Regions from separate parts of the Mus musculus genome. Here region 1 is linked to region 2. Evidence: chromatin loops called from intact Hi-C (ENCODE). Cell type or tissue: heart. All regions are shown on one strand. Each heading gives the region's core, and the rest is flanking DNA. Links, peaks and the distances in the headings are about the cores only. Region 1 overlaps Tox (thymocyte selection-associated high mobility group box). Region 2 overlaps Tox (thymocyte selection-associated high mobility group box).

The links. Peaks named below come from ENCODE experiments on the same cell type or tissue, not always from the same donor. Only the 100,000 strongest peaks of a DNase experiment are listed, where the experiment ranks them.
Region 1: a loop joins it to region 2, with 2.1 times the contacts of the local background. A loop is called at or near these places in 8 of 42 quality-filtered maps.

What each region holds. Positions count from the first base shown.
Region 1 is chr4:6,682,560-6,698,613 of GRCm38, reverse strand. Tox (thymocyte selection-associated high mobility group box) reads left to right here. Exons shown (of 9, transcript NM_145711.5): 7 at 818-1,204; 8 at 9,644-9,795; 9 at 10,153-12,261. The coding sequence ends at 10,189. Among named protein-coding and RNA genes, the nearest start is that of Gm11802, 9.9 kb to the left of the region's middle. In heart, for the core only: a CTCF peak has its summit at 9,820 (motif pointing left); a DNase peak (open chromatin) is centred at 9,783.
Region 2 is chr4:6,887,068-6,903,121 of GRCm38, reverse strand. All of the region lies in intron 1 of Tox (thymocyte selection-associated high mobility group box), which reads left to right. Among named protein-coding and RNA genes, the nearest start is that of Tox, 96 kb to the left of the region's middle. In heart, for the core only: no CTCF peak of the experiment used is centred there; no DNase peak of the experiment used is centred there.

The DNA.
Region 1 (16,054 bases), core at 5,000-12,999, 200 kb after region 2:
CTTGGATTCCCATACTGCCCTGTCCCATCAGTCGCTTCTCTCAGACATGAAGAGCTAGCTTCTTCCCCAGGATGTGATGCCACGGGGCTAGGCTTTGATTCCTCTCAGCTGCAACCCAAGTGCCTGATTTTTAAGGCAATTAAAAGGTTATCAGGTGTGGAAAATTTAGGGCGAGATTATATTAATTTATGATGGAGTCTAAAATATCAAAGAGAAGGTATTTTTATCCACTTCATTAGTGAGGACAATTTATCACCAACTCCTTTTTAAAAGAAAAATCAAAATGTGTTCTGCAGTCTCTTTGAAGACATATTAATATGATTTTCCATGGCTTTTGGAAGGTATTTTAGAATTCTTCCACAGACATTGCTAACAACTAGCTTTGTTTTCTTTGTGGAAATATCTAGGGCCAAGGCTCTGTGACAACACAAAAAGAAGAAACTAAGCATGTGATCAGCAGGAGAGCTGAATTGAATTACTTTGAAAGTGAGATAACTTATGGTGATAACGGTGTCTCCTGCATCTTTCTATCTTTACTTGGATGACCAGTCAGTCAGAGCAGAGCATTTAGGCAAAAGAAAAGGAATAAAATGTCATTATGGCTTGCTTTAGTGTTCATAAAGGAGTGAGTTAGAAACTCTATGTTGTGTATGTTATTTTAAAATAACAATGGAACAATTCTTAGATAAGAGACACAGGAAGAGTTATGAGTGTTGGTTCTCATGGGAGTCCTTGAAAATATTCACACACATCCTGGGAATAGCATCATACTCAGAAACCTGTCTCCTAACACCACTCTTCTTTGTTCCTTCTGCAGAGCTACACTGATCCTGTTGATGTTAAGACATCTCAGCCACCCCAGCTGGTCAACTCAAAGCCGTCAGTATTCCATGGGCCCAGCCAGGCCCACTCAGCTCTGTACCTAAGTTCTCACTATCACCAACAACCAGGAATGACTCCTCAGCTCACCGCCATGCATCCGAGCCTCCCCAGAAACATAGCACCTAAGCCCAATAACCAAATGCCAGTGACTGTCTCCATAGCCAACATGGCTGTGTCCCCACCACCGCCCCTTCAGATCAGCCCACCTCTTCATCAGCATCTCAGCATGCAGCAGCATCAGTCGCTTGCCATGCAGCAGCCCCTTGGGAGTCAGCTCCCCATGCAGGTCCAGACTGCCTTACACTCGCCCACCATGCAGCAAGTAAGTCTCTATCTGGGTTCTGTGCTTGCTGGGGGAGCAGGATGCTGGATAGTGAGCAATGCCCAGAGGGGGTGGTTGGTCTATTGGAAAGGAGAGAGACCTCAGATAGTTGACAGACTTACATCTGGAAAATATAATTTACACGAGGTAAGTTGTCAAAATCAGGCATTGATAGCACTCTCCAATCACTGCTTTTGGTTTATTTCTGGTTTGTTTCTTTAGTGCTAACATGTGCTAAGATGTCATGTGTCTCATAGATCTTGTTGAAACAGAGTCTGTAATTTCTTTCTAATGTTATTAGGAAATGAGGCTTTCTTGACTGAGATGACCCTTGAGTTCAATAATTGGAACAAAATGAAATCAGATTGAATTCCAAATTTAGTAGAGTTCTAGAAACAGTAAGAACCAAACAGTAACCACTGCCTCATTAAAAAATGTATACAAAGAGCCTGGAATGAGTATCTTTCCAACATGTAACAGACCCTGGGTATAATCCCTGGCAGTGCAAATGCAAGTGTGTTGGTGGAGGTGGGGGGGGGGGAGGGGGAGGGGGGTGGTGTCTGTCCTCTGCATAAATCATGAGAAGTTTCTGGGTAATTTTGTTCAGTTTTTATTTGAAATCAAATTTTCCTTTCAGTTTTTTTTTTTTTTTTTTAAGATTTTGATGTTCTTTTCTAATTTGAGAATTAGGAGCATGCTCCACAAACTCAGTGAAACATAAAACTATTCAAATACCCCAAAAGCTCACTTTCTAGAGTGGGCACAGGTAAAAATTACAAATCACAGCAAATTTAACCACTGCCTTTACCATTCAATAATGCTCTTCTCAGAGCTGGGAGAAAGTACATAAGCAGAGTTTCCTGGAGAATGCACATCTAGCTGTTTGTACACAGAATGCATGCTTACCCTAGGAACAGTAGGGGAGGAGAGGCAGCGGACGGACCATGCCTACGCAGTCTAAAATGCATTTTATATGGCTATTATAGACAAGGGTTCTGAAAGCTGACTACAGCAAACCCAGTACTTCTATTTAAATTCTTGGAAACTTTGCAGGGCTGGTGCTAGTCCTGTCCTTGTTTGAGAATGAAGAAAGTGAGGCTTGGAAGGTTAGATTAATAAGCTCGCAAGGTGAGAGCTGAAATTCAAATCCAGATCCAATTAGAACTCAGAAGCAACATACCTAATGCTTAGCGCCTGCCTCAGCCTCCAGCTTTCTTGTAGATTATTAGCAGATTTGGAACAGAAATCCTGTGCCGTCTAAGACTTTAGAATGCTTTTAAATCTTAGTTTCTTCTCAAATCAAACCATTTATGAAAAACAAAGGAATTCATCAACTCACTATCTTCCTTGGTTCCTAAACCAATACATTATTAGCTCACTGTCTTACCTACACATCACAGCCAGTTGGTGAAGCTGATTGACTAGAGGGAAGACTAGGGTGGTAACAATTTCCAAACTCCAGCAGGGTCTCCAAGTGCATTTATGACCAAGAGATGTTCATGGGGTAGAATCTTCATCCTTTGCATCAGACTTTACTCACAAGGAAATGGACACCAGTGAATGTGTTCTTATTTTAGCAAGTCAATGGTAGTCGAGTGATGAGTAAGCAATTTGAGAGCTGTCACTTTCACTAGGATGGGTTGACACCTGCTTGCAGGTGCTGTGCTCCAGGCCATGTGGTGGTCACAATGTGATAGTTCATCTACTTCTTTTTAAGGAAAAAAATACAAAGACACAATTTTGTCCCCCAGACAGAGGGACAGAAATATCCAGAATGGAGACCCTTTCCTAATTTGTTTACTCTTTCCTGTATTAACACCTCGAACAATGAAAAACATCATCATGAATAGTTTTCAACTCTTTCAGAGTTACAAAGGCTACTTGTACAAACTCAAGAGATTAATTCTAACCTACAAAAGTCTTAATATAGGGTGAAATGAATAACTCTTATTGTTTTGAACAAGGTATGTTTTAGTCTATAAGTCAGCTGTGTTACTATATCTCTGTGGAGCTGTGGACTGTGACATCAGACAGAAAATTTGGTAAGGTTGAGTAGATTCAGAAATGCCAGTGTAGGGTTGTTGGGGTCCCATGTCTGCTCCACTACAGAGCATGACCACTCAGGAAGCCAAAGTTGACCGAGCTTACCCAACTCTGTCACTGGGCTTGGGCTGTAGGGAAGCCCTGGGACACCATTCTGGTGATGGGTAAGTGTAGTCTGAGGTGCAGGACATCCGGAGGTAGTTTGGTGGTCCATGGACCTGTGAGGAGGCCAGGGCTGTCTGGTTCTCAGGCTCTTGGATATCTAAGCACCACTGGATGGCGCAGAAGAGTTGAGAATGGAGTGCTTCCCCCCACAACCCCCCTGTGGGCTGGATCTGGCTTAGGGCGGGGGAGGGGTGGGAGGGGAGCTCCCCTGGTCGCACAGGGGAAAGTCCTTGACTTGACAGTGGTAGTCTTGGGCTTGGCTTGAGCTTGGTGGCAGTCCTGGCTGGGAGTGCAGAGAGGCCTTCTGTGAGAGATTAGATGGTGACTCTATAGGCGAAGGCCTTCTCCATTGCTCCCCATGTTGGACCCCATTGGAAAGAGAGAGTCCATGGTTTTAAGACATTTATCCTCATGGCAGAAAGTGGATGTGTGAAGCCATACCCCACTTCTCAGGGTGGGCCTGAGATTAAACACCTTTTGCAGGAATGTCAGGGAAGGAAAGCTTATTGGCTAAGCCTTCCTGGCCTATAAGTACTTCATTAAAATGGAGGTCTGTCTTTAGCCTACATGACTACAGGTCAAGACCTTTACATGTGGAGGGGTTTGGGGTGTTGTCTTTACAGGACTGATGGTCACAAATCTATGGGTTAGCTGTGGCTAGAGACAGGGGCCTGGTGCCTGAGAATAGGAAAAGTGCCTACGCGTCCTTTCAGGGTCTCCAGGGCTCAGAACCTTAGCTCAACCGAGGACCAAGCTACATTTCATGATCTCACATCCTGATACCCTCATACCTGAGGATGTAGTTGTTTCATCTATTCCTGACCAGGTTACTGTCCTGAAACATATGACCACAACACGCCATGGAAAAGACTGTGAAAATCAGTCATGTAGGGGTAGTGCTTGAAGCTCCTCCACATGCAAATGAGGCATCCTTAACATCTCAGACCAAGCCAACAGAAAACATCTACCTTTAGACCCTGACCCACCCCAAAATGTATATAAGATCCTGTCCACAAGGAATAAAAGGTACACGAGAGTTATTTCATTATAGACTGTCTGAGAGTGTCTGTCACATAGAGCTATCACACTTTGAAGAAGAGTGTTTCCTCCCAAAGCTTTCGTAGCTGGAAGCTGCTGGAAACTACTGCTACCATTTCCCACTCAATGGCACCGACCTTGCCTCCTAGACTTTTGTGCTCCGCTGACCCACTGCAGCATAGTGTCTAGCTGTGCCACACTGACTCCAGAGCACCAGTGACTGCAGAGAGACTCAGGCAGCCCTCCTAGTCTGCAGATAGCATCTGGTACATAGACCAGCAACTGACATCCAACGTGGGGCATGAACCCATGACCCTGAGATTAAGAGTCTCATGCTCTACCCATAGTCACTCCAATGACACCACCCCTTTAAAAAAAAAAAAGGAGGAGTTGTGGGCCAAATAGACCCATGTCATCAGACAAAAACTGGGAAAATTGAATCGATTTAGAAACCCCAGTATTCTCATATCTGAGAACAGTGGGCATTTCATCTGTTCCCAACTGATTATGGTCCTGGAGCACATGACTACAGCACCCCACATGAAGATCATGACCATTAGTCAGGTAGCACAGAATTATCCATGCCACAAGGTATCTTAGATGGGCTGACCTCAAAGGTTTAGCCAATAAGCTTCCCTTCTTGGACAGTCTTCCTGCAGAAGGTTTTTAATCTCTGGTCCACCCTGAGTAAGTCTTATGAACCAATTTTCCATGATGAATACTAAATAAACGGTATGAACAAACAACGACCATCTCATCACAACCGCAGTGGGCTGCAAAGGCTGTATATGCCTTTGTTATATACAGCCAGGCCTCCTAAGTCTCCTACAGAATGCCCCTGTGCCCTTTACACTTTCTGACACTAGCCACTAAACAAAGCCAGAGGTCCCCCTTCCCCTGCCCCACGCCCCTGGGTTCCATCATCACTGCCCCATTCCTGACTCCTCACACTTCCCAGCAGCATCTGGGTATCCAGGGGTTAAGGAACACAAACTTCAGCCTCAGTATGCATCATTTCTCGCCTGGGATGGGGTCTCCATCTTAGGATGTGTTCTCCCACCCCTAAGTGGTGCATCCGAGCTTCCCATGAGCCCTCCACCCATGGCTGCGTAGGGTGAAATGCCACCTAAGCATCTCCCTTTCCATCAGCCCAGCAGAGGTCACACACCCCAGTGGTGAGGTAAGTCAAGGAACCACATATTTCAACATGTGTGGGGCTAGAGATCATAGTAAAAGATAATAACAGGACCTCACAATGAAGGAAAATATCTACAAAAATGGCACTGGCTAAAATCACTTTCAATAATGCCTTGACCATGTGAGCTGTTAGTAAAATAACTATGGAATAATAAAGCTCTGAGAAATTAAATGAGTAGTATGTAGTACTCTTTGGAGAAATTGTAGATTTAGCTGTGGACTCTTTAATTCCTTGGAAGTTTAAAAACAGTTGATATGACAAAAATAAGTTGAGTGTGTCATAATATGTGCCAGGTATTGCCCGGACTCTGAAACTTAACTGATCTAGGAGTCCAGGGAAAGGAAGCCTTGCTCGCTGGAGTTGGAACATGGGAAGTGATAACAATCAGGATAAGAAGACAATGGATGGAAATGCTATGGCAATGACTCAGAAAGTCGCCAGTTCATGGAGGAAGGGCAGAGAGCACTCTCATGGCCCTCCTCGAGGGCTCAGGGCTCAGGGATGCAACCTTTAAACCCTGGAAGATTGGAAGGGTGTACAGACATTCCAACAAAGACCAGTAAACAGAAAAACAAATTCTAGGAGATGAAAATCATAGGGAGGGTGTATGAGTCATGGGCATGAGTCTGCAGATTAGAAAGGCTAGAAGCTCTATCAACTGACCATCTGAAGCAAGATGGAAGACTTGGCACCCACTGATGGGGTGTAGCACACTCTCAACAGCGTATCGGGTCCACTGTCCATGACATGAGTGGGATTTTAGCAGTAGATTCAAGTTGGCCTGTGTGATTCATCACCCAATCCATCTTTATCCTGAAGCTATTTGGGTCCTAATATGTTGACAGAATTCCTGTCTAAGCACTGAAAGAGAGACAAAATAAAAATAATGGCTACTGTACTTTTTAAACATAGTCTCACATTTCAGTATTACTTTGGATACTTTATTATCCCTTTGAAAAATGATTTACTCCAACAAAAAAAATTGTTAATGTACCAGGAATAATATTCCATTATTTTCTTGAAGAGTATCTTATTGTACATTGAGTTCATGGACCTACTTTTTGTTGTTGTTTTCTGTCTGTCTCTCAGTGCACTTTTATTGTTGAGTGAGGTCAAGAGAAAAAAATCATTAATATCTGTCAATTTCCTTTATAACCTTAAGAAAAAAATCTTTCTATGATACCACAGACAGATTTTCAATTTCCTTGTGTAATAAACAGCTGCTTTAGGATCTGGGTGTAATTTTAAGGTTTTCTTTCTTTTTTTTAAATCACATTGAGATTGATGAATAAATCAGCTGTAAAGACAAAACATTGATGCCTGTTGAAAATACCTCTCCAGACAGACAGGAAATGAAATTAGTTCGCAGTAGCATGCAGTTCTAAGGATCACTGCTTCATGGTGCTACAGGCTTTTCTCAGACTTGCTGTGTAGCAAAACAAAACAGTGAGGGCTACAGAAATCTAATTAAAGAGCAAATGTCCCTTCTGACATCAAATTAATCTTTATCATGTTTCCTATTTTTAGTTCAATCTGGCACCAGAAAATAAAATTTAAAATTCCAGGCATGCTACAAAACAGTTGGTGATTTTTCTCCTGAGCATTAAAATGCAAAATATTCAGTCTCGTTTAATTAGACTGCTAAGCAAACATGTTTCAAAAAATTTATATCATCATTGTTGTTTCCTATTTACATCCATAATAGACATGTACTCTGCTCAAAGGTTGACCTTAGTATCGTTTTATACAGTGTTCTGAGAAATGTTTCCATTTCTATGTTGAAAGCAAAACAATGTTAAATACCATTACTTCAGTCTATAGCCGTATTTTTCTTGGTCCTTGGTTGTTTGGGAAGAAGTGATTTATTTAAATGTTGATTTTGAAAGTAGCATAATTTTCCATGTTGGAACTTTGTATATAACACATAATTTTGTTTTAAATTATTATTTTTTTTAAAAAAATGTTTTCCTGCTATTCTGACTCAACCTGTAGAACTATTTTCAGTTTGTATTATATTTTCCTTCACCTTAGTTGGGATATTTGTACTTATTATTTGCTTTGATCCTTGTTTGCTTTTAAGTTAGAGTTTGTCAGTTGTGTCCTAAATAAATAAATAAATAAATAAATAAATAAATAAATAAATAAAATTCCAGCAGAGAACTCCACACTAAAGAGAGAAATAATTCTTGCCATTTACATGGTCGTATTTGCCTTTTTTACTGGAGCATCAAATTCTCTTTCTTTATTGAAAACCATGGTTTCTTAAGGCACTGTGGTAGGCTAGGCGCTGAGATTATGTAGTAAGCACTGCAGACAATGATCACAGCCTGTCAATGAGCTCAGTGGTCAAAGAAACCAATACAGGGTCTCTCAGAACTTTCTTCAGCTCTCTACCTACTATCATACTGGACCCTAGTGACAGAAACTGAGAAGGTGAGCAGCAGGTCAGGACCAGGGGAAATGAAGATCTTTCACTGAGGGCATTGAGGCTCCTTTCATGCTGGGAATACCTAGAGAAAGGTTCCGACTGGGCTGGAAAGCCAGTGGACAACTGCCTTCCCTGAGCTACAGGAAGATGCCTGGAGCCTGAGCTACAGGGGCCTCTGTTCAGGACCTCCTCCTCCAAGGCAGTTGTTACTTAGGAAATCTACTGCTGTAAGGGTGTGTTGGGTCAACAACCAGTAATACTAAACTCTTGACTTGTTGGTGACTTTTCACCCTGAATTTTGCCTCTCTCCACAGTTTCAGTGGAATAGACATGGACATGGGTCTATCGGGGTAACATGGGCTTATCAGTGGAATGGTAAATCAGTAGATCTCTAGAAGCCAACCAGAGGGCTAAGGAAGATTGAAGTAGACATAGTTTTCAAATCACTATGTGAGGGACCACCCACACATGAGTAAAAGTCTAAGGAAAAATCTTATTTAAAAATCAACCCTCCCACCATCCTGCTTAGTTTAAGGAATATGTCAGTAATATTTCGCCTTCCAAAGCTACTTGAAACTAAATTGTGCATGGTGCATTTTGAATCTTGATTTCTTGGATGTTAAAAACCATGGCTAGAATCTGCTGCAGAGACAGCCATGAGATTAATTCCGCTTCTTTCTGTGGTCACTTCCAACAAAGCCTGCTTCTGCTGCTCTTGAATTCACCTGATACGCTAAAAATAAATTGTGTATAATGTGTTTTGTTTACCAGATATAGCTATATACTTCAGAGATTCCGTCCTTGAATTTTTAATAGCTTTGCTGGGATTAAAAGTCAACACTTCATCACTAGTGAATTAAAAGAATCTTCCTGAAGTCTGAGTATTGTTTGCCAGCTAAGAGAGTTTTCAATTAAAAATATTTTCTGTCTTTACATGTTTTAGTCCCTATGTTTTCCAATGGCTAGTTGTTTTCTGTCTCTGTATTAGTCCAACAACTGATTTAAAAAAAAAAAACAAAACAGAAACAACTCTTTGGTTGAAATTTTTAGCTGATAAGAGAAATACAAATAAAGAAAAAGCAGCAGATGGTCCCATTGTGACTGAATGAAAAAAAGGGTTTTGAGTAACAATGTGTGAATAGGTGTAGCCTAATAAAACACTCAGCCACCTGCTGCCTGAATCCTTCAGGAAGGCTCGGTCGCTTACTCTGGGGCTTAACCATTAATGTGTGTTAGGTTGATAGAAACCATCAACTGTGAGAAGCTTACGTTCATTCTCCCTTTGCTTACATTGAGTTGGCTTTTCTATATTTTAAATTGTTTCCCAACTCAATGTATCTGCCAAAGGGTGTAATGAAAGGGTTTTGGACACCTGGTTAAGCGAAGGAAAGGTAAGGATAATGAGGTGATGGGTGTTTCTTTTTTACTCTAAGTCAGGGAGCCCCTTCCGCTGGTTCCTACAGAAGTGAGGTGGCCTACCATATTTGCGGGTGTGGATAACTATGTCTCTGCTCTTTGCTTTAAAAGGTACCGCCTTTTCTCAAATGTAGATTTGCTTTTCCTTCAGGGATTTACTCTTCAACCCGACTATCAGACTATTATCAACCCTACATCTACAGCTGCACAAGTTGTCACCCAAGCGATGGAGTACGTGCGTTCTGGGTGCAGAAATCCGCCCCCACAGCCCGTGGACTGGAGTACCGACTACTGCAGTAGTGGGTAAGCGGCCGGCCATCGCCACCTGGTGGTGGAGAGTCTCACAGCATGCGCCTCCGTTCGGGAGTGGGGCCTCATGTCCAGGAAGGCTTCAGAAAAGTAACTTACATACATACATACATACATACATACATACATACATACATACATACATACATACATACATAAAATGTAGAGCCATCATCTTCTAGTCTTTCCAAGAACAAATGCCTCCATGTTTCTCTTTCCTAGGGATTTAGGTCAACTATCTATGCGCTTGAGCTAGCACAAATAATACTAGCCTCACCACCCCAACTCCCTCTGCCACCCCCTCCCACTGTGATTCTGATTTTCTTGTAACCGTGTTTTCTCTCCACACAGGGGCATGCAGAGGGACAAAGCGCTGTATCTCACCTGAAAATCTCGACACCTCTTCTTTCCACTGAGGAGTTCAGGGAAATCTTTTCACCATGGATTGCTTTGCGCACTCAAAGCAGTTCTTCATTTGATTAGAAAATACAAGTTACTAAGCACTTAGGACCATGTGAGCTTGTGGGTCACCCACGCTGGAAGAAATAGTCATGCTTCTTTATTATTTTTTTAATCTTTTATGGACATTGTTCCTCTTCCCAGAAGGAAGTGTGGACCATTCTGATTTCTGTTGGTTTTGCTGTGAAGTGCTGCGGCTCTAGTAACTGCCTTAGCAACGGTAGATGTCTGGGGTAAACGGTCCTGGGTTTTCCATTGGTTTTCATAATGGGTGTTTATATGAAACTACTAAAGACTTTTTAAATGGCTTGATGTAGCAGTCATAGCAAGTTTGTAAATAGCATCTATGTTACACTCTCCTAGAGTATAAAATGTGAATGTTTTTGTAGCTAAATTGTAATTTGAAACTGGCTCACCCCAGTTTGTTGATTTCACAGAGGGATTAAAATTGGCAAACATTCATATTTTTACTTCATTTTTAAAAACAACTTACTAATAGTTCTATATTTTCAAAATACTTGAAAAAATATTCCCAAATGATTTTAATTTAAAAACAATTTGGCTTTGTCTTATTGATCAGACAAAAAAGAAGCTAGTATGGAGGGAAGCGCAAACACATTTATTTTGTATTGCAGAAAAAAAAATCCTTTTTTGTATCACTTTTGTGTAATGATTAGTAAATGTCATCCAAGTCCTGTTATGGATAAAGCTGCCAAATGCTCACTGGCATCTTAGCTGCAGAAACAGGCCGGAACGCGCTAGCTAAGTGCTCCTCTTTATCTATGGCTCTGTGTTACTGTTTCTCCATACTGTGTCTGTATTTAATCGTTTTCTTCTTTTTTTTATGAAACTTGTTGCGCCTATTTATGAAATAATAAATATAGGTGTTTGTAAGTAAATTTGTTAGTATTTGAAAGAGGTTTCATTGATGTTTTAATTTTTGCTGGCAAAAAAAAAAAAAAAAATCCATGCTTGGTGTGAGTACTTATTTAGTTTTTACAGTGACATGAATAAAACCAAATCTGCTTTTCATTTAGTAGCAAACTAGAGGAACGAATCTGTATTTTTGCATATCTTTTGTTGACATAAATGAAAAACAATTCTACTTAGCAATCTTCTTTTCCTGAGCAACACAACAGAAAACTGCTCCTGAGGTGCCACCCTTGCCAGGCCTAAGCAAACACCAGTGCATCCTCTTCCTAAAGAGATAAAAAGAGCTGTTTCTCACTTCTCAGTTCCAAAACAGTTGCCACCCCCCACCCCAACCCCCACCCCCCCAACCCCAACCCCCCCCCCCACACACACACACAAATGCTAAGAACCAAATTCAAGTTGAGTCACCCAGAATCCCAAAAGTCACATGCTTCTCATGGCATGCAGAAAACATTTAAGAATTGACCAAGGGTTCAGGAAGAGATCAAAGGGGATATGGTGTCTAGAATCAATCTAGAAATGAAGGGCTAGTAGTCAGACCAGCTCAAGAAATAGGAAAATCATGGGAAGTGGACGCAGTTGCTAGAAACTGAGCACCCTGCTATCCCCCGTCTCTGCTCTCTTCCTTTTCCACAAATCCTGGGTCACCACTAGCGATGTGCCAGTAGGGCTTTGCATAGCTCTGATAGCAGAAGGAAGGGGTGAGGAAAGGTCCCCTTCCACAGACTTCGGTCACATAAATTCATCTGGCTAGACATGAAGAGAATGGTGGTTTTGTGGAATGTATGAAATAACCTTAGCAATTTAAATACATCATGTAATCCAGTCAAAATTGAAAAGACAAAAGGCTTGCTTGCTTTGGATTGATTTTCAGACACTGTACAACGTTGAATCACTCGGCATGTAATAACTAATAAATAATGCAGATCCGGTGTTATTATTAAAATGACGGGGGTTGAGAGCTCAAACTTTACTGTCTTGATACTGTATAAGAATTCATGTGATTAACTTCCCAGTTTATTGTTTGGCTGTTTAGTATTTTAGAAATATACCAGCACTACTAATTAACCAATGTCTTTTATTATTGCATTATGATAAAGTATAGCTCCCCCTACATTAAGTCTGAACTGAGAACAGCCCTACCACCTAAGACAAGAGGTTTGTTAGATTGATTGCAACTTTTCCCAGCAGGCAAAAAGAAAAAAATGTAAAATATGGAATATATTATCAATTAAGCTCTTACTGCACATGACTCTCTTCTCCTTGGAGATTTCCTCAGACTTGAAAGGACATTCCCAGGGAAATGAGGAATCGCGTGTAAACATCAGGCCAGAAGTGACAGAGCAAAACGGGTATTAACAGCTCTGAATGCTCCAAAAGTTCTTTCCCAGAACCACGTGAGTGTTTCTCACTATCCAAAGAAATTGGCTGTTTTTCATTCTGCCATCTTCAGACACAGATGACTTTATACACTATGATAAACGTATATAACTTATACACTATAATAAACGTATATAACTTATACACTATGATAAACATATATAACTTATACACTATGATAAACATATATAACTTATACACTATAATAAACGTATATAACGTATACACTGATAAACGTATATAACTTATACACTATGATAAACGTATATAACTCATACACTATAATAAACATATATAACTTATACACTATAATAAATGCATATAACTTATTCACTATAATAAACGTATATAACTTATACACCATAATAAACGTATATAACTTATACACCATAATAAACGTATATAACTTATACACCATAATAAACGTATATAACTTATACACCATAATAAACGTATATAACTTATACACCATAATAAACGTATATAACTTATACACTATAATAAACGTATATAACTTATACACCATAATAAACGTATATCACTTATACACTATAATAAACGTAGATCACTTATACACCATAATAAACGTATATCACTTATACACTATAATAAACGTATATCACTTATACACTATAATAAACGTATATAACTTATACACTATGATAAATGTATATAACTTGTTACCCAAAGAAGCAGTGCTCCTGGGCAGAGATCAAAGTCACCCTAAGGATTCAACAATGAGACTGAGCATAAGGTATCATCACTCGTCTATGCAAAAGAGAGTGGTGGCTAAGCAGAGGAAGAACACCCTGTGCGATGGGGAAGACTTGGTTCCATCTCTAACAGAAGAAAAGCCGGTGCTCTGAGTTACATCTACATGCATGTGAGTTGACAATGGGAATAGGTCAGATCTTACTTGCAGGGGGATCCAATTCAGGAACATAGCTAAAGAGGAAGCTGTCTTCTGTGATAATTATTATTTGCTTTCCTGGAGGCAAGAAGCCCCTCTACATGGGACAGAGCTGTCCACACAACACCAGGATTAACCAGATTCATTGCCCAGAAATGTTTAAAACTTCAGAATGCAACACTTAGGATTAGTGCCACCATCTATCTCTTTCCATGCTGAAGAGTTTTCCCACTCACTTAAAAAGTCATTAGCTCGACCCATGTGACCGAGACAGTTCTCACCCTTTTTATCAGCAAAAGAAGCCATTTCTGTGGTCCACCAGAAGATGGATGTAGGAACTAGAGACAGCCACACTTTTAGCTGTAGCTTTAAATATAATGTCTAAGGCCGTTGGAAGTACTTTATAAGGCACTAAGGAAAAAAAAAAAAAACACTCAAAAAGTAACTGACAGATGGTTTACACATTACTCCACTTAGACGCTCCAGCCTGGTAAGGACTATAGTAAACTGGCAGATCGCAGTGTCTTTGTTAGAGGGAAGTTGCAGTCTACTAAAACTTGAAAACCTATAACAGATAGTTGTTTTCACAATAATATTTGTAGAATTGGCAGGGACTACATTCTTATTCTACTGTTAATCCTCCTTTAAAGCAAGTATAGAAGAACAGGAAACTCCCCAACTGTGTTGCTGATAGTTGGACAATGAATAACAGTGACAAAGCATGACACAAAAGTAGGGTAAGTTTGGCCCCTAAGTATGTAAATGTAAGTCAGTCCTGGCCAAAATCTCTCCCCCTTCTCCTCTCCCATCCCTCCCCTTCCCCTCCGGCTCCGTGAAATTGAGTGATTTTCATATCCCTAACTGGAATACTATAGCACAGTAGGTTCACATTTAATATTATAAAAAACAAGAAAACATCACACATTATTCTCCACATAAATTGTACTGTGTTTCCTTTCAAATATAAAAATGAATTAAATATTTGCTTAAAGGGAAGCACTATAAAGAGAAAAAGATGGAAATACAACACCATGATACTTAAGACTACAAAGGTTTGAAAGAACAGGGCATGGTGGCACATACCCTTAACCCCAGCAGCATTCGGCAGGCTGAAGCAGAAGAATCAGATCTAGTTCAATCCAGCCTGAGGCAGGAGGATCAGTTCTAGTTCAAAGTCAGCTGAGTCTATATATCAAGTTCCGGTCAGCCAGGACTAGAGTAAAACTTCTCGAAATAGAGAAAGAAAGAAAGAAAGAAAGAGAGAGAGAGAGAGAGAGAGAGAGAGAGAGAGAGAGAGAAAGAAAGAAAGAAAGAAAGAAAGAGAAACGGGTGAGGGGAGGACAATTCACAGGAAGGAGGGAGGAAAGGAAGGAGGAAGGAAGGAAGAGAGGGAAGAAGGAAGGAAGGAAGGAAGGAAGGGAGGAAGGGAGGGAAAGACAAAAAGAGAGAGAGAAAAAGAAAGAATGAAAGACAGACAGAAAGAAAGAAAGGAAGGAAGAAAGAGAAAGAGAGAAAGAAAGGAGAGGGGGAGACAGGAGAGAAAGAGAAAGAAAGAAAGAAAGAAAGAAAGAAAGAAAGAAAGAAAGAAAGAAAGAAGAAAGAGAGAGAAAGAAAGAAAGAAAGAAAGAAAGAAAGAAAGAAAGAAGGAAGGAAGGAAGGAAGGAAGGAAGGAAAGAAAGAAAGAAAGAAAGAAAGAAAGAAAGAAAGAAAGAAAGAAAGAGAAAGGGAGGGAGGGAGGGAGGGAGGGAACGAAGGAAGAAAAAAATGAAAACTTTTTTTTTTCTAGTCGTGACAAGCAGAAGATATAATATACCCTCAGCACATGAAGACTATGCAAGCAGGAGCAGGTGCTAGACACGTAGGAGTGCTGGGAACGAGAGAGAACTCTCAGGAGACAAATGTATGGATGCTAAATTCAAACAGTGATGAAGGAACAGGATACAGTGGGTAGACTTGGTACAGGAAGAAAAGGATTCATTTTCTGGATCCCACCTAAATGACACCGGGGGAGGAAGAAATAATAGTGTTTTTAAAATATAGTCAAAGGCCATTTTCATGCTTTCATATGGCACCATTTCTCTGTGTGAACAAATAGATCTCCAGGTACAGGGGGAAGAGGGAGGAGAGGGAGTTTGGGACTCCAAAAGAAGAAAGATCTTTAGTACCAAGTTAGAGGAAATGGCATCTAGTGTGTGCACAGAGTGTCAGCTTCACCTTATACTTAACCAACCCTTTGTTTCCAGCCTCAGAGTATATCTTAAGTGTAGTGAAGCCTTTGTTCTTTGATGGATGCCCAAGAGCAATGATAGGTTCTATTTCAACATCATCGGAGCCTGGGCGAATTACAGAAGCCCATCAGCATGGTTAGTTCACCTTTATCAACAACTTGGTAGTCAAGACTTTCCAAAGTGAAATTTCATTCACACTGATGTGAGGCCAAAAATGGGGGGTGGGGGGGGGGACTAGACAATAACATGGAAAGACAAACCTACAGGGAAAATAAAAACACAATTCTAAACATTCTATGAACAAAACTACAGTTTGGTTTTTTTTTTTTTAAGTCTGGCATGT
Region 2 (16,054 bases), core at 4,769-12,768:
ATTTTAAAAATTTCCAAAGCAGATTCTTTTGTGTCCACAGTGTGAAAACTCAGTGTCTGCCCATAGTCAGAGTTAGCTCTCCCTACAGTCCAGGGCAGCATGGAGGGGAGGCCAGCAAGTGGTTTGTGTGCATCTGGACCTTTCGGTGTCACTCAGGAAGCCTGGAAAATCTTTCAGCAAAAATGCTCATGCCATTTACCTCAGCATGACCTCACAGGCCCAGCATCTTGAGTCTGTCCAAGGATGTTTTATCCACAGCGCAGCCCACCTTGAAAGTTGTTATTCTAGAATATTCTTTATCCTAGAGTGAAATGTGAGGGCTCTTCTGCGTCACCGAACCCAAGGGTTAAGGTCAAGGGTAAGGGCAGAAAGGGAGATCCTTCCAACGCCTGCCCTGCCTTCCTATGCAGGTGCTTCAGATGTTTTCTCTTCACTTAGACCCTTGTCCATGAAACTGACTCAGCTTCTCTGAGGAGCATGTGAGGCTGCCATTCAAGGACATCTGACAACTGCAGTTTTCCTTGGAACATCACCATGTTAGTTGTTAGAACAATTTCAACGGACTACGTGGCGTTATGAGTTCACACAGTCTTGACTTGCAACTTATGGTCTTAGAGAAAATTTTTAAAAATTTAGATTACTTGAAAACCTTTCGAAACTGAAGCTTTTATGCCACTAGGGAGTGCAAAGCAGTCAGGTGTGCTTAGCCTTTATGCCATGGTTGTTGGTACAATCGAGAACGCACACTCTCTCTTTTTCTTTTTGAGTGGAACACATGAAGGAAAGCAGTTGCGAGAGACGGAAACCAACTCTTTTTCCATTCACCTTATTATTGAGCTGTGGTTTCCCAGCTTCCGTTTCTGTTATCAGAAGATCTGAAGCAAAGCTTCAGTTATGCAGAGAGAATGAGTTAACATCTAATCAAGTAGGAAAATAGCTTTAAACACCTGCTCCGAATTTGTAATATAATATTCAGAATAATATGACCTGGTAAATTACAGTTTAAAACCAGTGTAAGAAGCATGTCCTATTATAATGTCCATCAGGCATTTAATACCATTGTTCTTGTTTATTTCGTTTACTTAAGTTATAAAGAGTGTGTCTCATTCTTCTGAGAAATCTAGCATCTAACAGGTGTTTAATAACAGCATGCCTCTATGAAAATTATCTCAAGGGCACCCTTAGCAAAGGAGAGCAAGTCATTAAATACTAGTTTTAAAGTGACCTCAAAGCTTTACAATTAAGCAGCAAAGCTCACTTGTTATGCCTGTCTCCCTCTAGGGGATGATATGGTGCCAGGGACAGTGTGTTGGTGTTTTGAGAGACACTGGAGAAAGACAAAGAAAGGCAAATTTCTTAGGGTAGTATGCAAGCTGAAGAGAGAGAGGGAGGGAGAAGGGAGGGAGAGAGAGATATTAAGACAGAGAGAGATAGAGAGACAAAGAGAGATGGAGAAGGAGAGAGAAGAAGGGGAAGTGAAGGAGGAGTGAGATCAAAGTACAGTGTGCATGGACATGGCCTTTCCAAATTCATTTATTTCCAAACACAGTAGTATGAGTCTCTAACCGCCTCAGTGTGATAGCAGCAGATGTTCATTGCAACTACTGCAGAAAGCAGTGACTGTAGTGGAAAGGTGCTGGTCCCCAGCAGCCTGATGGAGGTATCACGCCTCCCAGAGGTAAAAAGAAAAATGGACTCTTAAAGGAAAGAAGTCTGCCTTTCTCATGGAGGTGATTGTAGCTGTGAACAGTAAAGAAGCAATATAGACACCCTCAACAGTGTATTATCCTTCATGATAATCGAGGGGGCAGCTAATGATTTGAGTGGGAGAGTGACTCAGAAGTCTACCAGACTCACACTCTACTAAGCTGTAGGAGTCTCTTATTGAAAATCTGCATCTTAGGCAGGTAAAGAAAATAGAAAGGAATCATAGTAAAAATAATTTATTCATATATACATAGACTATTTTGTTGCACGAGCTTAAATTGCCTTTTCCACAGCAACCAGTTTGGATCCAATTGAATACAATAAATGTCTTGTGACAGTGCTTGCATTTTTGCTTTGTGATTTCGGGCAAATGCAGAAAGATTACTGATGCATTCCTAGTCCAGAAATATGGTCTCTATTGATTGCGTTGACATGATAAATAGCAGTTTTACATGTTAATATTTATTCAGAGATGCTATTGCATCTATTATGAGCGTAAGTGCTTATAGAACCATTTATTGACATTCATTTTTAGTTGAGCCTAAGTTATCATTAGTGGTCTTTCCATAAATAGGCATTTGACACTTGAATATATTTAATAAAATGCATGTGCTAATTGTATTTGCCTGGACTCACAAGTCATGTTTTTAAATGGGGAAAATTAAATTGATATTTTTAAGAAATAGATTATTTTTGTTTGGGAGAGAAGTTACGCAAATAAAGACATTTTGTAAGGTAGATGGTTTATTTTCTCCTGGTTATTGAAAACCAAATAAAACAAAAATCCAATCCTGTCATTAGTGCTTTAACTAGCATAATTGGATAATGCTTACTTTTACATTGTTGTATGTCTTAGCACCCAGAATAATTCACTGCACACAGTAGACATGTGGATATTAATTATAAGAAACAATATATTTAAAGAAGAAAATACCAATCTATTGACTAATTTCTGCTAAAAAGAAAAGAAATCTTGTAAATATGGATTTCTATAAATGAATCTATTATTTGGGTCATCAATATTAAACAGTCTGAAAATGGCTTTCTAGCATTTAACATTTAAGAGAATAAAACTGAAAGCTGCAGGTGGGGAAAGATCAGTAGCACCCAAGTATGTTTTGTATTTAATGCCATGGAGCAACAGAAACACTTCAGAAGGCTGACCATGAGTATCAACCTCACTGCAACAACAGGCAGTGTTCTGGTCTTTCCTTAAGCCATATGATTCCTGTATGCTCTGCATTAAAAGGGCTGCTTTTTTAAAATTGTCTTCCTAGCTTTCATTTCCCATATTTTACAACCATCTTCAGACTGTTTGTTTTTATCCCAGGGTTAGTCAGCTATTTATTTCATTAGTATTAAGTGAAACAAGCCAACAGATAAGGAACTGTCTTTTTTTAAATCTATGTCTTTTATAATCATTTCTTTTTTAAGTAATAAATTTACATTTTATAATTGTAATCATGAAATTGCAAATGAAATCAGTTCTAGAAAGATTAATTTAGTTGTGCTCACAGCTGTGAAGATTGTGGAAATAAATATCATTTTGCAATAATGTATTCTTGACAAAGGGCATAACAAAAGAATGATTTCTATTCAGAGATAGTGGGGTATTTATTTTGCATGTTGGGGGAGGGGCATTCGGAGCCAGCTTTTCAACCCTGACCTAGTTTTGTAGCTGCTTATTATTCAGCTATATGTTTGAGAGATTCCTGTAATTTAATTTGGCATCCACTTCTGCATGTCTGCACCTAGCAGTAGGGGCTCATGATATTAGCAGTGTCCCATGCTGAATTGTATTTATTTTAAAACATCCAAACTCTCTTGGAACTCAGAAAGAAGGCGTTAATGTTACTAGGAACCTGCCTGATTGCAGCCAGGCTATCCTGTCCCGAGCGTTGCCATAATTAGTAACCACTGTTGACATTTAGATCCAAATTGAATTTCCTTCTAATTAAACCCAGAGGGGGTTGATCCTCTCAGATGTACAGGTTAATAAAATTAGTCAGAAACTGTTAAACAGTAAGCTGAATTCTCCAAGAGAGCTCTCCCAAAGTATTGTTAAGAATTCTGTAATTAATATTAAAGGCATTCATTAAATTTGAATTGTCTTTTTCGGCTTTGAGTTGCATATGGTTTTGGAGCAGCTATTTCTTTAATTAGGCTTGTTTCCTTTGATAACTACAGTTATTACTAATTTCTCTCCATGTTTGTACATTTTGCATTATAAACACATAAATACAAATCCTTCATACTATTCCTCTGTGCATAATCATACCACCATGATTGAGGAAGTAGTTAATAAACAATAATAAATACTAAACATAAATACAGTAGTAGGATGTGGTCAGGGTCTTCCAGATGATGCTTGTCTGCTCTCTATCGATCCTTGTCTTTCTTTGCCACCAAGATTCTGATGCTTTGGTGTGGGCTCTCAGTGCCTATCTCACAGGAGGTTTCTATGCAATCTTCACAAGGTTAGATGTGGATAGTGTGAATATGGATGGCTTCATCTGCAGAGGGAGCTCAGACTCACTTCAGCTGCCCTGTTAGTTCATTCTATCAGGGTGGCTATTCTTTTCCTCCTTTCCAGAAGGAGTGGACAAGACCACACTCAAGTATGGGAAGTAGAAAGGACAGGAAATTGTAACATAACCAGTCCGGGAAGAAAGGGGAATTTGGTCATTTCACCAGGCAACATCCCATTTTTAACTAGCTTTAGATGTGAGGAAACTTTAGGGACGCCATGCCGATCAATTGCTGTTATAATTGTTGTATTTATGACCTTATTTATTAATATCTTATATACTCTACAGAATAAGAAGATATCGTTAACCTCCTGATCTTATAAAAGCCTTGTTTCAATATGTTAATATTACTTTTAAATATGATTTCTTAATAAATTGTGGTTTTCTAGTTACTCGGTTGAGATTTAGCTGTCATTGTGCATTTTGCATTGTAGACAATGATTGGCTTCTTCCCCTTTTACTCAACTAAAATACAAAGCTTGGGAGGGCAGAACAAGTCTCTTGGGACAGTCGATTTAGAAATAGATTACAACAGGATTTGTCAAGGTCACTTTGATGTTCCACTCCTCAGGAGAGAGATAAGATCATGAAAAATGTTCCCCAATTTCTATTCAAAAAGAAAGGAAGAAGACAACTTCCTTTTCCTACTTAGGTCCCTTAACTAAATTGAATTAAACAAAGACATTTTGAGTCACAATCAAATTCAGATGGAGAAAATTGGAGGCAGACTAGGGCCACCCATGAGTTGCTTAGATAGCCTTTAATGTTCAAAGCCTACAGTGTTTTAAACTAGGGAATTCTTTTGTCTCGTCTTGTGTTGAGACAATGTGGATGTTTAGCCCAGGCTGGTCGGAGACACAGATCTATCCACTTCAGCCTCCCCAGTGCAGAAATTGCATTCATACGACACCATGCCAGGATAAAATGATTCATTTCCACACTTTTATGAATGGGATACATTATGCAACTGATAGAAGCCCTGTGTGAGAAAATCCCAAACAGGGTGTCCTTTAACAGTTCCTTAGACTCCTGCTGAGTGAAAATGGTACTCTAGAAAGTGTGAACTACCAATGAAGCCTAGTGGATATTCTGGAACTGAGGCAACGCTGGTCTGCTAGCCATTGCATGGAAGAGAACGAGACAAAGAGTAACTAATTGAGCTGCCAGTACCAAGAGAAGTAGAGTTGCGTGTATGTGCTGTATATGCTGGTGAGAGCCACGGGCTTGAATGATTTGCCACCTGTCCTTCCTGAGCAGTTTATTTTGGGGTGCTTTTAACCTCAGAGACAGATGTGGATGGGGAAAGGACCCAATTTCTGGGACCTGGAGGCTCCTGGCAGCCTTTTGAGCAAGTCAGAGACAGGCATTTCACCTCAGTTTGTTTCCTTCACGTGGGAGGTGAGAGACAGTGAACTCTTCAGCCTCACTCAGATTCTGTCATGGCTTTAACCCAAGGAGAAAGCATGGTGTTCGCATGAAGACAATTATTTGAAAAGTGTGTTATGATCATGATCAATATTATATTACTGAAAGGTATCATTACGGAATGAATATTAACCCACTTCCCAGGTAGGGGACCATGATTGCCAGTCCAAAATGTCATTCCCAGAGAGAAACTAATATCCTGATTCTGGTTCTAAAGCTAGGTATGTCTTATCTTTCTAAAAATGAAACTAATCTTTGAGCTCTGCCATCTCCCAATCACAGCCAAGACAATGATACAGGTCTAGTTGTCCTGGACATTGATGGCTGAACAATGTCTTCTGCCCAGTTTTCCAGATCACACCCACACCCACCCCCACCCCCCAGCAGTCACAGTATGTTCTAAGAATTTAGAACCAAACCATCTGCATCCTGAGATGCCTCCTTCCTTTATTTTCATGTTCTTTGGCTTCTTCTCTAAACTAAGAATCTGAGTCCTTCCAATGCATGCTTCAAGTGCCAGCTGGGTAGCTGGCTCAATGCACCATGATCATTACATTACTAATCTCTATGCTGGCTGGAGTCTAGGTCATTTGTATATGCTTATCATGACCCTTTAAAGAGATAAGAGCTTAGTTGTTTCTGTTTGAGAGGAGAAAGGAAGGAGGTGACAAGGAGGAACAAAGTGTTCAGTGACTTAGTGGCCTTGCATGGTTCCAGCAAAAAGTCAGTTTCATGCATGCTAGAATTGTACTCCGTGCCTGCTGAAGTTAGCAAGGCTCGATCTTCTTCTTTAGCAAATTCCTCTGGGTATACTGTTTGCCTGCATCATGTGGAGAACAAATTTTCATCAGGACCCAACTTGTGTAGTGACTGCAAAAAAGTAGGCAATACAGAAACATGCCCCACAGAATCAACAAGCCAGGACTCACAGAGACTGTATAGATATGACCTAGATCCACAGCTTGTGTATTATAGTTGTATAGATTGGCTTTGTTGTGGAACTACAAACAGTGGGAGTGGGACTGTCTCTAACTCTTTGTCTCATCTTTGGATCCTTTTCCTCCTATTGGGCTGCCTCATCAGCCTTGATATGAGGATAAGTTCCTAATCTTATTGCAACTTGATATGCAATGTTTGGTTGATATAGCTGGGAGGCCTGCTCTCTTTTTGAAGAGAAAATGAAGTAGAAGCCTGTCTGGGGGAAGATGGAAGAAGGGACTTAGAGGAGGAGAGGGAGGAGAAACTGCACTTGAGAGGTAATATATGAAAGAAGAAAGAAAATAGCAGGTGGTGTGTATAGATTCTTGAGGTGAGGGGGAGGAAACTAAGGCATCTGGAAATGACTGCACTCAGCAGCCTGATGAGAGTGACACATTTGCCTCTCCACTCACCCGCCAGGAAACTCAGAACATGGCTCAGACCTTATGGCTATTCCCCATCAGAAATGTTAGGAAGCAGAAAGAAAGGGGAGAGCTTGAAGACCTGGTGGGAGCTCCAGACTGGAAGAGATGGAGGCAGCAACCTTACTGCCCAAACTGAAAACATTGGAAAGGGTACCAAAGACGTGTAGTTGTTAGATTTTAGGGTGCCAAAAAAAGTTCACTGAGCTCTGCCAACCCAGCTGTCCACAGAAGCTTTGGTTTTCTTAAGAAATGAAAACTGCAAACATCAAATTTCCTTGCCTCTTCTCCTCCCTAAGGCTTGCCCTTTAGTGTCAGCAAGCCTGGTCTGGGGTCCCTATGAGGCTTCACTGTGCTGCTGGTAGGCTTTTCTGGGAGAGCACAACTTCTTTAGGGGTGGGTTTCGCACAGAAAAGCTGCTTGTTGTGCTTAGAAGAGGAAATAGAAATAAATAGGATTTCCCGCCCAAGAGAGAACGTTCTTGACGGATTGAAATCACATTGTTGGCAGGTCTAATCCTGAGTCTTTTTATTACCTTGTGTTTTGTTACACAAGGTCCAGATTCCCTCTGTATCTTTAGGTGCTTTAGCTAAATCATGTGTGATTGTCAAGCCTAAGGTGTTTCATGAGCCAAGAGAAAGGGATTCTAAAAATATAGCACATCTGAAATTAACTTGATGGTTGTCCCTGATTTTGTCCGGCATCCAGGCAAACTTCTTTCTCTAGCTCACTGGCTTTGTCTCATTTCCCAAAGCAAGGATGAGAAACACCCTTTCATGTTGCTTGGGCCATTCAGATGGTGAGGCCAATATGCAAATGGGCACATGTACCAGCGACCTGAACCATATCAGAGAGGCTAATGGAGTTGACATGTACTGTGATCCTTTGTCAAAGACCCTTCCAGTCTTTTCAATTAACTTCCATTTGTTTTTAATAGGAGTTGTGATGATAGGGGGACTATACATGTGTTCTCATGGTGCAGAAACTGCAGATAATAACACTTGACTCATTACCGAACATTGTCAAATGCATTATTATAGTTGATCCTCTTGATAATGCTTTGTGGTATGGATTATTATCCCAGTTTTATTGAAGAGGGCTGTGAAGACCTCCACTCTGAAAGGTTAAATGGATTTCATGATCTCCTGCAGTGTTCAGGTGATACAGCTGGGACCACAATCCCATCCGACCCCACTCTACTGTAGGAGCTAGCCCAGTGCTGGCACTGTGAAATTTTAAATTTCAATCTGAATGGCCTTGTAATGTTTTCATATTTTGTTGTCACTGGCTGTCCAACCTAAAATACTTTGGCCATCTTGTCCACTTTTTAAATTCTTTTGTGATGGTCTTTGCAAAATAAATGAGGAATGATAGTGACAGCCATTGTAATCGCCAACATCTATGAATGCTTCTTAAGCATTAGAGACTTGCTGTACATTTTATTCATATTGTTTTCTTTAATGTTTGCAATAATCTTTTGATTAAGTGTGCCTCCTCTATATATATCTTATTCACAAAAGTCATCACTGAGCTTGCAGATTTTCAGTATCAGAGCCAAGATTTTCCATTGATGTGGTCCGATCAGCTACCTATTGTCTGGTATTGATCAGATTTGCTCTAGGTGCTCTTGGACATACCCTGACAATCATTTTAAATGAGATAGTTCTGATGGGACCTCTATGATACGCCAATATTCCTAGTCAACAACCTGCAAATTCTCTTTCCATATTTATTATAAAACTGGATTACAAATAAGTTACAGATAGTCAGATTTTCATCTACTTTTTTCTGCATATTTGTATCTGTTTCATATCTTGCTTCAGTGGCATCTTGCTACCAGTGAAACTTCAGTTCAATACAAGGAACTAGTGATTTCTCTAGCAATAACTTTTTAGGAGATGTAAGTGGGGTCTCTTTATAGAAGGTTCTGTCTTATAGAAATCACATAACATTAGTCCTCAATAAGTTTGTGCCACTAACAGTGAAATAAATCAGCCAGAGGCTCAGGAGACAATATGAAACTGCAGTCTCCATGCCTTTTTATACTGGTGTGGATATGCTATGTGAATGCACAAATACATGCATGTGTGTGCATGCTTGTGTGCATAAGAGCGTGCTTGTATTCCATTGCATGGGTGTACATGACAGTGGGCATTCTCAGGTATCGGCACTCACCTTCTCCTCTGATAGGGACAAGGTCTCTTCTTTGTGGCTGAAATCACCAGGCTAGCTGGCTTGTGAGCTTCTAGGGATTCACATATTACACTACAGTAAGGAGCTTTACATAGGATCTTGGGATTCGAGCTCAGGTCCTCAGGTTTGTACAAGTGTTCTACTCACTGAGCTGTCTCCCCAGTCCTTGTTTCCTTCTTTATTGCTAGGAAACCACATCCAGAGCAATTGTCAGTGCTTCCTTAGTCCCAACCCATTAATAATCCCATCCCATGGCAACTCTAACCTAAAAAGGTTCGTCAAGATTCTTTATTTTGCAAGTACATTGGCCTCAGAGTACAGTCAGCAGAGACAACTTGTACATTTAGATATGGCTTAGCCCTCTTTTCAAACGAAGGCCCAGAGAGTTCAGCCAGTGTTTTAAGAGTTAGTCCAAGGAGATGGAAATCATTGCTAATTAAAGCTATTTTCATTTGCTGAAAGAAGCTAGTGAGAGCATTGGGACACAGTGGTGCATTCCTGTAATCTCAGCACCCAGGAGACTGGGGCAGGTGGAAAGTGTGTTCCAGGACAGACTGAGATGTAATGGCAAGATCCTGTCCAAAAGAGCTAAAAACAGTGACTGAAGAGGTGGCTCAGTGGTTAAGAATGCTTCCTTTTTTCCCAGAGGACCTGAGTTTGCTTCCCTGCATCCATGTCTGATGGGTCATAATTATCTAGGATTACACCTAGATCTGACACACTTAAAAAAAAAAAAAAACTCCACTTATATGTGGCAAGCACTTATATGTGACAAACACACACACATGAATACAAAGACAAATCTTTAAAGAAGTACCAGAAATGAATGTGAATTTTAAAAATCTTAGTTTATAAAACAAACCAATGGGGTTAGATTTAAATTCAATAAACATAAAATGAGTAAAAGCTGTATCATGGTAGCTTTGGAAACACATAGAGTTGTTTTAAGAAGAAAAGCACCTCAGCTACAGCTAATAACAGTGCAACTTCATAGTCAAACTTTGCCCAGAATTCTTGGTTTACTCTAGTCTATTTAGAGTCTTAACTTTAGTAAATGCTTTATCGTTCCATGTGCTTCCTAAACACTATACAATAGCCATCCATAAAATGCTTTAAAATTTAAACCTTGCTGTTCTAAGTACTACTTTTCTCCCCTTCTTAGTTGGCCATATTTTCAGTAGGTTAAACAAATTTTTCAAGAAATTAACTCTGTTGAACTAAGACAAATGAGAGTCTAATAAAAACTTTGTCCAAGTGTATTAGTTTTGTGTTACTGAAGTGAAATCCCATGACCACCCTAACTTAGAGAAGGAAAGACTGATCAGGGCTGATGGTTCTAGGAGGGTGAAACTCTATGATGGTTGAGCACACATAGCAGACATGGTGGCTGTTGTCAAAGCTGAAAGCTCACATCTTAACCATAAGCAGGAAGCAGAGAAGAAGACATGAATCTCTACACCCTCAAAGTCTGCTTCCAATGGCATCTTCCCTCCAACAAGGTCACAACTCCCAAGCCTCCCAAAGAGAGTAGAGGACTAAGTACTCAAATGCCTGGAACCATGGTGGCCATTGGTCACTCAGACCATCACAGCAATTGCAAGCAATGATGGCAGCTTCATGTTTCTAGCTGAGCAGTGGTGATAGTGATAGCCATGAGGACACAGAGGGAACAGTGTTTCTTTTGTGTGGGCTGAGAAAGAAACTCGATTTTAATCCGGTAACACCAAATAGACTAGAATCTTTCAGCTTTTCTTCATGTTGGCAGCCCCAGACTTTACGTCCCAATTCCATCAACAACTATGTACATAGTGCATTTTATGCCCAGAATTATTTGTAGTGGTTTTATGGTTTAAGGAAGGGCGGGAGGACAGAACCAATGGCTTCCTAGTACTCGATAAGCACATTTTCCACTGAGCCATGCTCAAATTCTTAGCGTTAGTCTACATGAAACTGAGACAAGAGAAGATCTGCCTGTTCCAAAGTGAGGAAGCAAATTGGACCAGAGCACTGGTGAGCCAGCAGAAATCGTTGAATTCAAACATACTTCCTTTTTTCTAAAAATCATTTCTTGATGTGAAGATCTGTGCACACACACACACACACACACACACACACACACAAAATCTAATAATTCTAAATTTTGTCTCAGTTGTTACAATTCGCTTTAAACGTGTCTTTCCAGAATTAAAGCCAGGGTCTTACCACAGACCAAAGTTAATGACTGTGCTTAAAAACTTGGCTGTAGGTATTGCTATCAACAGCTAAGTTTATATTTAGTGTTTGTTACCAGAGGATTACATAAATGCTGGTCTCCTGTGACTAATGTATGGGACATAAGAGATGAGACAAGTATACAGTTCTAATCTAACAGTCCTTGACTATGGATAAAACTATGAAACTTACTAGGACCTAACCCATGCATGCGTATGCATACATGTATATGTACACATGTATGTATGTATGTATGTATGTGTATATACATACACATATGCATGTACATTATATGTATGTATGTATGTATGTATGTATGTATGTATGTATATTGCTATTTCCTTTCTCAGACAGAAAGCAATGAATCCTTTAAAGCATAGAATTATATAGACATCATGCTGGTCAAGTAACCTAAGGGCTTTATGAAACAGCAGCTCAATTTCCTGTGAAATTTTTTCTATTATTCTTTTGTCAGTGGTCCATGTTTTCCAGTACTAGAGGCTTAGGAGTTCATGTGGAAAAAGTCAGAGAACACTGAACATGATGCACACTGGATCTAAAGCATGAACATTTGGGACCTCTTCTTTCCGGAGAACTAAGAATGGCCCTGTCCCACACTGCTATACTGACTCAAATATCAGGCAGGATCTGTGAACATAATGAAGTGATGTAGAGAGGTTTACAGAAGCATTGTGTGTGGTTGTGACCAGTGGAGGCAAGGAAGACAGCCAAGGGCTGGGCTTTGCAATAACATGGCGAGAGTAGACCCTAGAGTTCATTTTGTGCATAGAATGATCTGAGAAAGAAAACACATAGTTACCACTCAAGAGATGGCTCCAAGCCCACTAGGGAAGCAATGCTTTTCTTTCTGTCCCACCCTAGGACACTGGCTTGGGCTTGTGGTATCTCTGCAGTTGGTGGGAAAGACCTTGTGCTTCACATCCTGAGGGTTCCATGACCATGTCTGTCATCCCCGAACTAACCTGATCAACAGATCTTCACTTGGTCTTAGCTTCATTTGAGAAAAAGAGGTTTTTAAACGGTGGAAGGTTAGTTGTGTTATTTATGTTGAATTCTACTAGAAAGCCTCACAGTTCTAGCCTAGTGTGACTTTCTCCCCTGAAAATTAATACTGAACAAACTCAGCAATGTGGTCCTTGAAGTCATTAGTCACTGGTCTAGAATCCCATCACAGGTACAGGATTTTATTGCTCATTTAATAACAACTGATTCTAAAGTGTCTTTTTCAGGTCAATTTAGTATTTTTAAACAAATAATAAGTCTAATACATGTAATTAGTTTCATTGTAGAAGAAAAATTTAAAACTATGTATCATAATTTTCTTGGTAAGACTGTGTCTTCTATAGTATCTGCCAGGCACTGAGCAGCTCTCATAAAGCTGTCCCTGCAAGACAGAACCTTTATCCCATTATTCAGATGATACTTCGTCTCTCTGAAATAGTAAAATGTATCTTCTCAAATCTTCATAGTTATTTAAGCGGGAAAGCCAAGACTCAAGACCTATATTGTTTCTGGTCTCACAATTAGTCACATCAAACATTCTGGATTACAGATCTTTAATTTTATAATGCATGTAAGTGTTAAAGCCTGTATGTTATGAAATGTAAATGTGACATGGAGATTGGTACCATAATTTTATACTTGGAATGATGACTAAAAGCTTTACAAATGGTGAGGACCACGAGATTGAGGTAGTGTGCAGTGGATAGTTCTAAAACTCACCTCAGTGAGGGGAAGATAAAGTCATAGAAAATAGCACTTGACTGGACTCAAACTGCACTACTTGTTCACAATTGATTGTGTGTTGTTCAACCACAAAGATAAATAAGAACCCAGTATTCTGCAAGAGAAAAGTGGCTTAGATGTCAGAGAGACAGTCTGACTATTTTTATCTCTCAGTTGTAAACCATAGCTTACAGAGGCTGCGATGACATTGAACTGTTTTTTTCTATGGTGATTTACAGCCTGTGTAGTACATTTGTAAGAGCAGATGTCACATTTTATGTATTTGAAGGTGTCAGCTCTCTGACTTATATCTGAAGATTCTGCCCTTGAATCAATAGAATGTAGTGATTTCCATTTCTTAAAAGTGATTTTTCCAGCATCGTAAAAGACATGGAGTGAGTATTGGGGATTATAATGCTGCCGTTAAACACTTCCTTCTAGTCTTGCTTTTCATATACATCGTGATGTTCATCATCACTTTGTAGAATCTGACTTGAATAAACAACCATTCAATGAGCTGACCACGTTTGCATTTAAACACATTAAAAATATTTGCCTGGCTGTCCAGAGTCTGAGATGGATTGAGCAAAAGAAAATACATCAGGGTTTCCATAATAAAATTTACTCTTAGAAAGTCCACATGTATGTTATTCATCTCATATTTCAAATTGATTTTCATTTTACCATTTAGGGTACAGTTACTGGTAGTCTCATCTTTTAAAAAGTCAAATTTGCATTTAAATAGAAACTGTTTCAATCATTTAACATCTCAAAATCTAAACATTTTATTCATTCTTTTTTTTTTTTTTTCCTTGCCTTTCATTGCTGGGGGAAAAAAAAAAGCCCAGAACTGTGTTTTTCCATAGTGGTCATGAATACTGAACTCCACAGAGCAGAGTGCCCCTAAGCCTCATATCATTGACAATGCACCAGGCCCAGGTGAGAACGGTGTGTAGGCTGGGATAGGGAAGTTTACAGCTGACGAGTCATGGGACTCAATATTTTCTTCAATCAGATCTGAAGGAGAAAATTCAGTTCTTATTCAGTTATAAATAAACCACCAAATGGAAAAAGGACATTGAAAATTGTGGCAGGTAAGTTGTTAGTTTTCAAACATGTTGAAATAATACAGCTGAGGGATTTTGCTACCCAGAAGCAGTGTCATTACTCTGGCATTTGCTCTGTCTGTTGTTGATTTAGAACAAATCACAAGTATTTAGTTCTGGAAGAAGATGAGCCCAAGGATCAATGTCATTGAAATGTAATTAGAGGCTTCCAGCTAAACTATGCGAACACATTTAGGCATCAATAAAAAAAATAGGGTGCAGTGGAAGGAGTAGAATTGTCTTCACCTACATGGCTATTATTTGTGTGTCTTTTTCATACTCTTTGAGACATCATTTCCAACTATCTAATGCTGTCAAAAAAGGACACTAGCTGACTTTAACTATGATTTACTCATCATCCTGCAACTAAGTTGCTTAAATTGTGACAAATTCACTCCTGCTGCAAAAACAAACAAACAAACAAAAAACAAAACAAAAACATCCCAAAAAAACAAAAAACAAATCTTGTTGATCTTATTGAGAGTTTTTTGTAGCTTATGAAATAAAAATATGTAATTTTCATTTACCCAATGCTATCATATACATACTAAATGGTTACGAGGTGTTTTTAAATCTTGGTGTCTCATTTTTTTTTGCATAGCAAGATTTTAAAAGAAAGTATTTTGATATTTTAAATAGGATGATTTCAGAATTCATTGATAATCAAAAGCTATTTTCATGGACAAAAGAAACTGCACTTATTTATGTATATGTTACTTCTGTGAGAATTTTTACCCCTACTTCCCCAAATCTCTTTCAACTTGTTTTAATATATTGTTTGATATCTTGACTGACATAATTTTATATTGCTTCCTGAATATAATAACAATTTCTGACAATAAAAAAGTCACAGTTACCATTTCTTAAATCTCACGTTTATTTATTCCACTTCTTTGCTCAGCTCTATACCACAAACCCCATCCTCAATCCATACAATAAAAGCGAAAAGGTTCCAGGCTGCAGTTGGTACTTTCCATGAACATGAGCACAGACACCAGACCCCAGCTTCTCTGTTGATGTGTCTGTGTAGTCTTTCCTTCCTTCATTCCCCTATTCCTCCAGTTATGTCAATCCCTCAGGCCTTGAAGAGCACGACATTATTAGCAACTGTTTAGAAGAAGAAAGACCAAATAGCCTTTAGGTGATTTTTCCTGCTTCTTTCATACATTAGCATCATAGTCTAAATTGAAACTATAATACCTTGATATTTTGCTTAAGTGCCTCAGTCAAGGTAAGCTCTTTGCTGTCACATCGGAAGTGAATGACTGAGGCTGAAGAAGCACATGATTGTTCTTGTAGAGATTTAGAAGAGTCACTACTACTTCTTAAGCTATGGAGGGTTTTTGCTGTTGTTTGTTTATTTTGTACACAGGCCACTATGATCACAAAAGGCTGCTGTCATCATTCTATTGTGAATCCATATTTTCTTTCTGGTGTAGATACCCTTAAGAAGATTAGAAGGCTAGAAAGGGACAAGCAGAGGAGATAAGAAAGTACTTTTCAAACTCATAACCAAAGTGCTGATTTGAGTTTAATTTGAATTATTTCATATTTTCCCTGTGATCTGAAATTTTACCCTGCCAGTTGATGTGTGTGACAAAAACGTTTTCTTTGCTGTGTGGTCTGGAACTCTTTAACGTGTGTCTGGTTATTGTCTGATTATTGATCTGACATTGCCACACAGAAGTAAAATATGACCGATTCTCAACTTTCACTTTCTTGAGATGATAACCCTAAG